Linked DNA regions of Mus musculus: region 2 is linked to region 1. Evidence: chromatin loops called from intact Hi-C (ENCODE). Cell type or tissue: left cerebral cortex. All regions are shown on one strand. Links, peaks and the distances in the headings refer to the core of each region. The heading gives the core; the rest is flanking DNA.

Region 1 (4,910 bases), core at 447-4,446:
TCATTTGAGAAGGTTTTTTGGTTTTTTGTTTGTTTTGTTTTTTTAAGACAGATTTTCTCTGTGCAACCCTGGCTTCCCTGGAACTTACTCTGTAGACCAAGCTGGACTTGAACTCACAGAGTAAAACCTGCCTCTGCCTCTGCCTCTCTGCCTCTCTGCCTCTCTGCCTCTCTGCCTCTCTGCCTCTCTGCCTCTCTGCCTCTCTGCCTCTCTGCCTCTCTGCCTCTCTGCCTCTCTGCCTCTCTGCCTCTCTGCCTCTCTGCCTCTCTGCCTCTCTGCCTCTCTGCCTCTCTGCCTCTCTGCCTCTCTGCCTCTCTGCCTCTCTGCCTCTCTGCCCCTCTGCCCCTCTGCCTCTCTCGGGTACTGGGATTAAAGGCATGTGTTGCCACTGCTTGGTGAGTAGTTTTAATAAACAGATCACCATGCACAGGGCACATCCCAGGGCAAGTAAATTTAAAGGTCCAGGAACAGGACTAGGTATCGAGGGCGAATGGGTGGGTGACGTTTGGCTGATGAAGCCCAGGGCTTTGTACATGCAAAGCTGCATTCCCTGTCAGGTTTCCGTAGATCTTAAAATTTCTCAGATAAGTCTAACATAGGATTGGTCTTGTGACCCACGGCTGGTTTTCCAAGGGTAGTAATAGAAAGCAGAAAGCAATTGGCAGTCAAATATTCCAACATTTTGTAAGCCCATCAGCCCATGAGGATCTGTAAGGCTTTATGGATGTCAGAATAAATTGTCTATTCTTTCATTGAGTTCTGTGAGCTGAGCATTGGACACACACACAGACACACACATACAGACACACACACACACACACACACACATATAGACACAGATACACACAGACACACACACACACACACACACACACACACACTCGCGCGCTCGGGTCTAAATTATTTCTCCTTTGGATGAAAGACAACCAGGCCCTCTTCTGGAAAGTATTTTATAAAATACATAAGCAAACTATTGAGTATTTTTTCTGAGTTCAGGCAATGTGAGGTTGATTATAGAAAGAGGAGCAGGTCATTCTTGTATGAATGACTTCAAAGTCCAGTAAATCCCACATCTGATTGATGAACTTAACCATGCAGAGGAGCCCGTGAAGTGTGAGTTTGTAACAAGGCCCCATGGGGGTAGTAAAGACTGTTCTGGGGAACTTGGACTCCTGCAGTCAAGCTTCGTAAGTCTCGTCTGTTTATTTCTCAATGCAGTTGGCTTCATTATCATTTTGGATTCATTGACGGGAAGGACTAGGAAGAAGCTTGAAGAGTGTCCTGTTGAGCTAGGTAATTTCAAGATAAGAAACCTGAGACCTTGAGCAGTGATGTAGCTACAGCATGGTCAAATACATAGAGACTGAGTGCGTGCTTCAGGGCCCCTCCCAGAGGACCTGCCAGCACTGGCTCCAGTCTGCCACATCACGTAAGAGAGCTGCCACTGTCCTCATCCCGGGTGCCTGTGTTGTCCTGAAGATGTTTAAGATGCTCTTATGAAACTATGATAAATTGTGAACAAGAAGTTTTAGTCTTTATTTCTTTTTATTTGAGGTTGCGTCTCCCATAGCCCTGGCTGGCCTTGGACACACTATGTAGTCAAGGATGTCCTGAAACGTCTTGTGCTGAGGTTACAGGCACTTGTCATCATGCCTGGTTTCATTAGAGCCTGCTTGGACCTGGAGCCTTGTTTGTGCTAGGCAAGCCTTCCACTAACTGAGCCACAATTCCAGCTTTTTTTTATCGCCTTAAAAAAAAAGATTTATTTGTTTTTATTTGATGTGAATTGGTGTCTTTCTTGTCTGTGTGAGGGTGCTGGACTCCCTGGAGTTGGAGTTGCAGACAGTTGTGAGCTCCCATGTGGGTGCTGGGAGTTGAACCCAGGTCCTTTAGAACAGTCAGTGCTCATAACCACCGAACCATCGCTCCAGTCCCCTTTATTCACTTTTAGTGACTCAAAGGAAAACTTATTTCACAACTGGGGAATGTAAACCCATTTTATTTACTATATAAACAGTAAAAAGCATCTATGACAAAATTGACTTGTAAACTTAGACTACCTTTGAGTATGTTAGGTACCATAGGCCTCCCTCCTTAGTGTCCTATTGATTATGGCTCCATCTGCTGGTAGCAAAGGGAAGAGATGTGAAGATTTGAATTTTGAAATATTTGCTCTTATTTTACTGTCTACTAACACATTTGTTCACATAGTTGTTACAGACAAAACCTCCTCATACCCTATGATACATCTGTATGCTCACATATGTTTGATACAAACACATGAAAATGGGTTAGTAGGCCGTAAAATAAGAAGAGCATATATTTCAGTGTTTACAAACCAGCAAACCAAGTTAGAAAGTTTGAGCCACATGCCTGGCCTCTCAGGGTGGAGATCCATCCTAGTCTTCTGGCAGTTTGTGCAGCTTCCCTGGGTAGTATGAATTCCTGTTTTTCAGATTTATTTTACTCTATATTATGTGTATGGGTGCTTTGCCTGCACATAATGTCTGTACACCACTTGCTTGCCTGGTGCCCAGAGAGGCCAGAAGAGGTCATCGGATCACCTGAAACCAAAGTTGCAAATGATTGTGAGCCATCATGTGGGTGCTGGCAACTGAATGTAGGTCCCCAGGAAGAGCAGTGTAACCACTGAAACATCTCTCCAGTCCCAGTACATAACCCTGTGTGCAGCATTAGGGGTCTATATTGATGCACTACACGTTAGTGGGTTTGATGAAGAACATTTTAAAAACAGCTCTTAATAAAGTGAAGCAGTGTAACACCCTAGCAACTTGTTGCCGCTTGAGTTCAGGAAGAGAAGGGAGGCCTAATGTCCGGAGCTTGACTGTGGAGACTGAACGTATTTCTCCTGTGAGCACAGCTGGTTCTCAGTCCTTGGGGTGGGTATTGCATTCTTAATGACGAAGTGGACACCTTAAGTTTAGGTGTCATCATCTTATACAGATAACTCCAGATTTATAGTCTCTTATCAGTGTTTCTCAATCTCCTTAATGCTGTGACCCTTTAACCTCCTTAATGCTGTGACCCTTCCTCATGCTGTGGTGACCCCCAACCGTAACATTCTTTCACTGAGACTTTCTAACTGTCATTTTGCTTCTGTAATGAATCATAATATCTGATTTGCATAATATCTGGGGTGCAACCCTCAAAGGGGCCCCAACCTCATGTCCTACTTTGCTTTCTGTTGCTGTGATGAAACACCATGACTTTGGAGAGGGAAGGGTTTATTTGGCTAAGGAGCCTGACTTAGCCCATCATGAAAGGAAGTCAGGGAAGGACCTCACGGCAGGATCCTGGAGGCAGGCATACAAGCAGAGGCAATGGCAGTAGACGTGCCTGCAATGGGCTCATCCTTCCCAATGTGTTCATCAAGCAAGAAAATGCTCCATAGACTTGCCTCCTGGCAACCTAATGGAGACTTTTATTTCTTCAATTGAGGTTCTACCTTCCCAAATGATACCAACTTATCAAATTGACGAAAACTAATCATCACACTAAGTTAGTACAAAAATTATGTAAATGGATTTAAAACAGGCTTTGTTAGAAGAATAAACTTAGACCAAATCCCAACAATGCTAATTATGACTTGTGATCAAATTGAATACTATACCACCAGATGTTTGTCTTCCTCTTTAAAGGAGGAAAATAATGCCTACTCTGTAACGTTGTTGTTAATTTAAATAAAGTATTTAGAAATCCCTAGGATCTAATGGTGTTAAGTGGATGGCAGGTTCAATTCTCAGCCCCAACGAAAACCAACTCGACTTAGTACAGTCTTGACACTCACTTGATGCTCAACAAATGGTGTAATCAAACAGCTCGGTAGATAGGCTCAAAGGAAAGGGATGAAATGTGTTCGATGGTGACTTTAGGCTTGTCATGTCCCAGGGGACTGGGAAAACTGCACTGCTTACAACAGCACCACTGTTGAGATGTTTAGGAAGACAATACCAGAGACATTGTCAGAGTCTGTAAACATAAAATGGGGGCGTCTGAAATCTACAGAGCAAGAAGCTGGACTCCAATGCAGGGTACCAATCTGGAGCAGAAAATTAAGTCATTTAACAAAGACTGTAGTGGTTTCTAGGGCTAACTCGGCTTTACTAAGAACGAATCCTCCCAAACACCCTGCTTCTCTTTTAAATAGTCTTGCGTGGCTTATAGCATATAGAAATGTCATTCCAGCCGTCCCCTGATTGTCTCATGGATTAATGGTAAAATATAAGCTCAGTGATAGTACTCTGGAGAGTGCACTTAAATGGCAATCAAAGCCAGTTGACCAATGGCAGTTATCTGGATGGGGTTCTCTGGTGGAATACTACTTTCCCATTTAAAGTTTTAAGTAGGCTTCTCTGAGGATTTTGGTGTTACAGCGCTTCTAGATGGTATTCCGGAAAACAGCTCTCTTCACAGATATTCCCCAAAACAGCTTGTGCATATATTTTATTTGGGGTGAACAAGGGCTGTATAAACCTTGGAAAGTGGGAAGAGGCTGACTGTACAATGTTTAAGGCTTAAGGTACCTACCGGGGATGCCTCATGTGCATGGAGAGGCATGATAGGTGCTTGCTTGTCGGCCAAGTTCTGATCTGGAGAAAGGAAGTTGAACCTGTAATCTCACCAATGACTAAGTGACATTCCTCAGGAAGCAGATGTCCCAGATAAAGTCAGGTGGAGAAGAGGAAACCCCACTGAAAATGGGGTCCTCCATTTTGCTCAGAGCTCAGGGGCCTGTCCGGTCATGGTAGCCTACAGCCTTAATAGCAGGGTCTTCCAACACAGTGTGATAGTCTCTCCCTGCTACCTGTGGATCAAAATGTAGAACTCCCAGATACCTCTCTAGCATCACATCTGCCTGCATCACCTAATAAAGCCCCTAGCTAATAAAA
Region 2 (4,910 bases), core at 407-4,406, 160 kb before region 1:
TTGACTCAGAAGCGCTGTGTCACTGAAGAGGCCTAGCCTAGGACAGATGAAGACAACACAAAGGTTGGATCCTCAAGACTCCACCACCAGCTAATGTTCTACCTCCATATATTTTAGCACCCTGCATTGCATGGTGCAGATCCGGGCAGGAGGAAGTGGTGGCTGGAATGTGGGGTGAAGGGTTAGTGACCTTTCCCCCTCCACTTAGGGGCCCATGTTAATCGTCCCCTTCGAGTTGCTGCACCATTCTAGTTTGCTTATTCCGTTGCTATATGTCTGGGAGTGGGATATTCTGTTCTATGGCTCAGCATAGCCATTTCTGTTGTGTAATGGCCGACGGTCATGAAATAGACCAAACAACAATGGAACAAACACCAGAAGGTGCTGCCAGGCAGCCTGCAAGGCGAAAACACCAGAGTTGGTCTGGAGGCCAAGTCTAGTCAGTTCTGCGCCACTAATATTGTCAATTTCATAGGCCCTGAAACATTGATTCTCAACCTGTGTAGGTCATGACCTCTCTGCAGAGTGTGGGGGCAGAGCTGGGGGATGGGGGATGGGGGTGGGGATGGGGGTGGGGGTTGGGTAGGCATGAATGACTTGATTCTTTTATGGGGGTTGTCTTAGGCCATCAGAAAACACAGGTATTTATATTATAATCCATAATAGTAGCAAAATTACAGTTATGAAGTAGCGGTGAAAATAACTGTGGTTTGGGGGTCGGTCACCAGAGCCTGAGGAACTATATTAAAGGGTCACTGCATTAGGAAGGTTAGGGGCCAGTGAGCTAGAATCACCAAAAAGACAACCGTCTAGGTGTAACTGTGAGGAAGTTTCTAGATTAGGTGGAAAGGCCTACTGGAGATGTGGGCAGCACCATCCGACAGGCTAGAGGCCTAGTCTACATGGAAAGGCCAAGCAAACCGAGCACAGCATTTATGTCTTCTGCTTCTTGACTGGGTAGCTAATGGGACCAGCTGCCGAGCCCTGCCCATATGGCTTCCCTCCAGGGTGGACTGCACTCTCAGTGATCGAGCCAGAACAAACTGTCCCTCCCTTAAGTTACTTCTTGTCAGTTAAGTTGTCATGACAATGAGATGAGTAACTAATGCAGACCCTATGGCATTGTGTATGGAATTCAGCTGTAAAGAGGATGCCTGCTAAGCCTGTGCCTCACAGTGTGGCTGAGCTTGACTGAGTTAATATGAAGCAGGTTACAGGCAGCCTGACACAGAGTGGCCATCCCTCCATTGCTAGTTGTTAAATGCTAAAGTCCCATAGCAATACTGTTAGCCTGCTTCTGCTCAATACTTCTACCCACCCCCAACCCCTCACCACTCGCCTTCAGTGTGACCCCCTTGGGCAAAGGATGTCTCTGCAAGCATAGCATTTGATGGATTTGATGACTAAAGACTCCGGCCCATGCTCTCTTTTGGGACTGCCCTCCACTGTGGGAGGTTTGTGGCAGAGAGCCTAGAATGCCACCATCCCGGGGAGATCGCACCAGTCCTGGATGTACACAGCAGTTGCGCTGTGAGCTTCTGTTCACCAGGAAAAGGGAATAACAAAAGGACAGATTGAGCAGCCAAGGGCACTGTCCATCCTCTGGCCATGTGGTCCGAGGGCAGGTCTTCCACATTGGTGTGTTGCCTGCCTCCTGCAGTCATCTATCTGTGGGTACCCTTCCTGCCTCCTGGCATGCAGGGGTGGCTTGGCAGGGATGCAGCTTCCTGAGTTGGATACAAGGAGCCAGCGGTGGCTGCGGTTGACCTCAGTTTCGACTTTCTTAGCATGTAAGATTGCTTAGCGTGAGTGGGAGCTGATTTCTGAAGCCCTTCTCGGGGTTTGTCGTGCTCTGGGAGGAGTCTTAGCTTCCCTGGCTTCAGTCTCAGGCATCATGGGTTGTCAGCTTTGGGGGACACTGTGAGTGTGCACATTTATAAATGGCTGAAACCTTTGAGCATTTCCTTATGTGCATGTTCACATATTCATATTCATGCATGTGCCTGTACAGAGGTTGATAGTAGATCTTTATCTTATGTTTTGAGGTGAGAGTCTTTCGTTGAACTGAGAAGTCACTGATTTGGCTAGAATGGCTGGCCAGCAGCTCTTAAGAATCCTCCCGTTTCTGCCTCCCAGTACTGTGTGGCTGCTCCTGCTGCACTATGGAATCTGGGTGTTAAATGCAGGCTTAATGAGCCTTCTCCTTAGACCTTTCATATAGAGTCATACTAACAAATTTGTATGGCATTATGATATATTTTCTGAGCCCCACAGTCATCTCCTTTTTGTGGTGCCACTTCTACAAAAAGCCCTCTCCTATCCTCTAGTCTGTGCCTCTAAAATGAGTCTTGCCGGTGTCCCCAGTAAGAGGTGGCAGCAGAGCTGGCCAGATGATCGCAGTGAGGGCCGAGGATGCTAAACTGAAGACTATAGAGGAAGATGCTCTTGGTGACCTTGGAGAAGATGCAGCTGGTGCCGCCAGGCTACCCACCTGCAGCTGGGAACATGGGAGGATGGAGGAGGACATCCGGTGCTTGCTTATTTGTCGCCACCTTATTCTTTTGAGGCAGGGCCTCTCACTGAGCAGAAGCTCCCAGCTCTGACTGCACTGGCTGGCTGGCTAGAGAGCTTCCAGGGTCTCCCCGTCTCCACCTTCCAGTGCACAGGTTATGGGTACCTGCAGCCAGGCCTGGATTTTTACATAGGTGCTGCAAATGTAAACTCAGGTCTTCCTGCTTGCACAGCACATATTCCTACCTACAGAGCGAGCCATTTCTCCATACATCCCTGTTCCTGTGTAACTTCAGGCCTCCCGTTGTATGGCGGCTGAGAAGGGACTTTCTTTTGTATTTTATCTTGTGAATAGAGTTTACTGTGTCTCTTTGGCAGAGTAGAGGACAGGGACAAGTGACAGCTGTGCGGAGATAAACAGAGGACCCGGGTATAGTGATTCATGCTGTAATCCTAGCATCTGGGAGACCGAGGCAAGGAGGCCTGGAGTGAGTTTGAGGTCAGCCTGAAATATAAGGCCACCCAGTGAATTCCAAGCCATTGAGGCCTATAGAGTGAGCATCTGTCTCAAAAACAAAATCAAAGAAAAACAACAATAAAAGATAAACAGATGATGAGTTCTTGAGCGAAAGTAAAAAGATTAATTATACCTTATGGCGTAGAAGTGTACCTGTCCTGTCAACTTTCCTGTGAATCCCTATTTATTTATTTATTTATTTATTTATTTATTTATTTATTTAGTTATTTCTCCATGTTAGAGATCAAGCCCAGGGTCTCGTTCATGCTCTCTTGTGAGTGAACTAAATCCTCAGTGATATATTGACAATGTCTGGAATGTCTGTGTGTGTATGAGTGTGTACAGCATGGGTGAGTGCGTGTGTGTGTGATGTGTGTGATGTGTGTGTTGGGGGTGGGAGGTGCATGTATTTTAAATCTTTTCCCTTTTCCTTCATACTCCTGATAGAATAGGTTTTAAGTTGCCTGTTGGGGATGGGGTAGGAACAGCTGGGTGTCAGCTGGGCTCCTGCATGGTGAGGTGACAATCTATTCATGTTGTGTCTTCAGAATCTAAGCTCTAGGAAGATAAATGGAAAATGCACATTGATTTACAATGTGAGGATTGCAGGTTTGCACAGCATGAGGAAGTAAGACAGTTGGGGAGCTGGAAGAATCGCCTATGATACTGATCATGGGACTTGAGGCCTCCGGTTTATTTCGGGCCTCCTAGTCAGGGGGGAGAGAGATAGTGCTGTAGAATCTAGGAGGAGCAATGGGGACCCTGGCAAGGTCATGTGTCACAGGCCTAGAAGGTATCGTGCTGTTCCTGACAAGACGGAATCTCAGCCATTTATAGTATGGTACATCTGATGAAGATAAATACTAGAAGAAGCTTAAATTTCATTATAGAGCCAGATTACCTGTTGGGGATTAGTACTGGAAAATGTCGGATCCCGAGCCAAGCTTCTCTGAGTTTATTCCTGTATGCAGCTTAGTTTTGAGTCACTTCCTTATCAGCTGGTGTGTACATGCTAGTGTGTGTGTGTGTGGGGGGGGGCTTGAGTACACTCTAATTTGTAATATAAATATGGTATGTGTACACGCACACATTCTCTGCAAGAAAATCATAGGTCCACAGGGAGGGGTGTGGCTGCCCTCTCTCTCCCCTTCTTCCTGTGCCCATAAAGCCACGTACGTGCCCCTGTGTTTATTTCCAGCCTTCCTTCCCTTGAATTTTCCTGTGGCTTTCACTTTTCTTGCTTTGGCTAATTAAGAACTATCTCATTGATATGAATTGAGACCTAGTAATAGAATAAATGTTAAAGACAGGGTAGGGATGAGTCCAGTAGGAGGGCTCTGACTTATGGAAAACCTTATTTATGTCCAAAATAATTTCAATAGAAAAATGAATCTAGGCGTTTGTGGGTCTATATAAGCTTAGATTCTAGTCTCTTTGATTTTAAAGAGCTTATTATATTATGTGTGTAAACATTTTGCCTGCCTGTTTGTATGTGCGCCACAGGCATGCCTGGTGTCCATGGAAGTCAGAAGTGGCACTGGGTCTCCTAGATACAGAGTTCCAGAAGGTTGTGAGCTGTCATCTGCGAGCTGGGACTCGGACCCAGGGCCTCTGCAGGAGCACCAGGCACTCTTCACTGCTGAGCGTCCCTGCCTCTTAAGTGAATTATAAAGCAAGCATTAGCAGTTCACTTCAGCCCACCACTAACTCTCTGTCTTTCTTCCCTTTCATCCCCTCTCCTTCCTTTCCCATCCTCAACTTGTTTGTTTACTAAAACCTCAGATGCTAGCACATACTTTTTCTTCTTCTAATTGTCCTGCCTCCAGATGACCTTACGATGTTGTCAGATGTAATGGCATCAGTTTTAGAACTCTCTAGAATG

What was found. Peaks named below come from ENCODE experiments on the same cell type or tissue, not always from the same donor. Only the 100,000 strongest peaks of a DNase experiment are listed, where the experiment ranks them.
Region 2: a loop joins it to region 1, with 2.1 times the contacts of the local background. A loop is called at or near these places in 5 of 42 quality-filtered maps.

Annotation. Positions count from the first base shown.
Region 1 is chr2:5,449,065-5,453,974 of GRCm38, reverse strand. The region is part of intron 2 of Camk1d (calcium/calmodulin-dependent protein kinase ID); the gene reads left to right. Among named protein-coding and RNA genes, the nearest start is that of Gm36853, 31 kb to the left of the region's middle. In left cerebral cortex, for the core only: a CTCF peak has its summit at 2,128 (motif pointing left); a DNase peak (open chromatin) is centred at 2,142.
Region 2 is chr2:5,604,763-5,609,672 of GRCm38, reverse strand. The region is part of intron 1 of Camk1d (calcium/calmodulin-dependent protein kinase ID); the gene reads left to right. Among named protein-coding and RNA genes, the nearest start is that of Camk1d, 110 kb to the left of the region's middle. In left cerebral cortex, for the core only: no CTCF peak of the experiment used is centred there; DNase peaks (open chromatin) are centred at 1,532, 2,468 and 2,835; H3K27ac peaks cover 882 bases.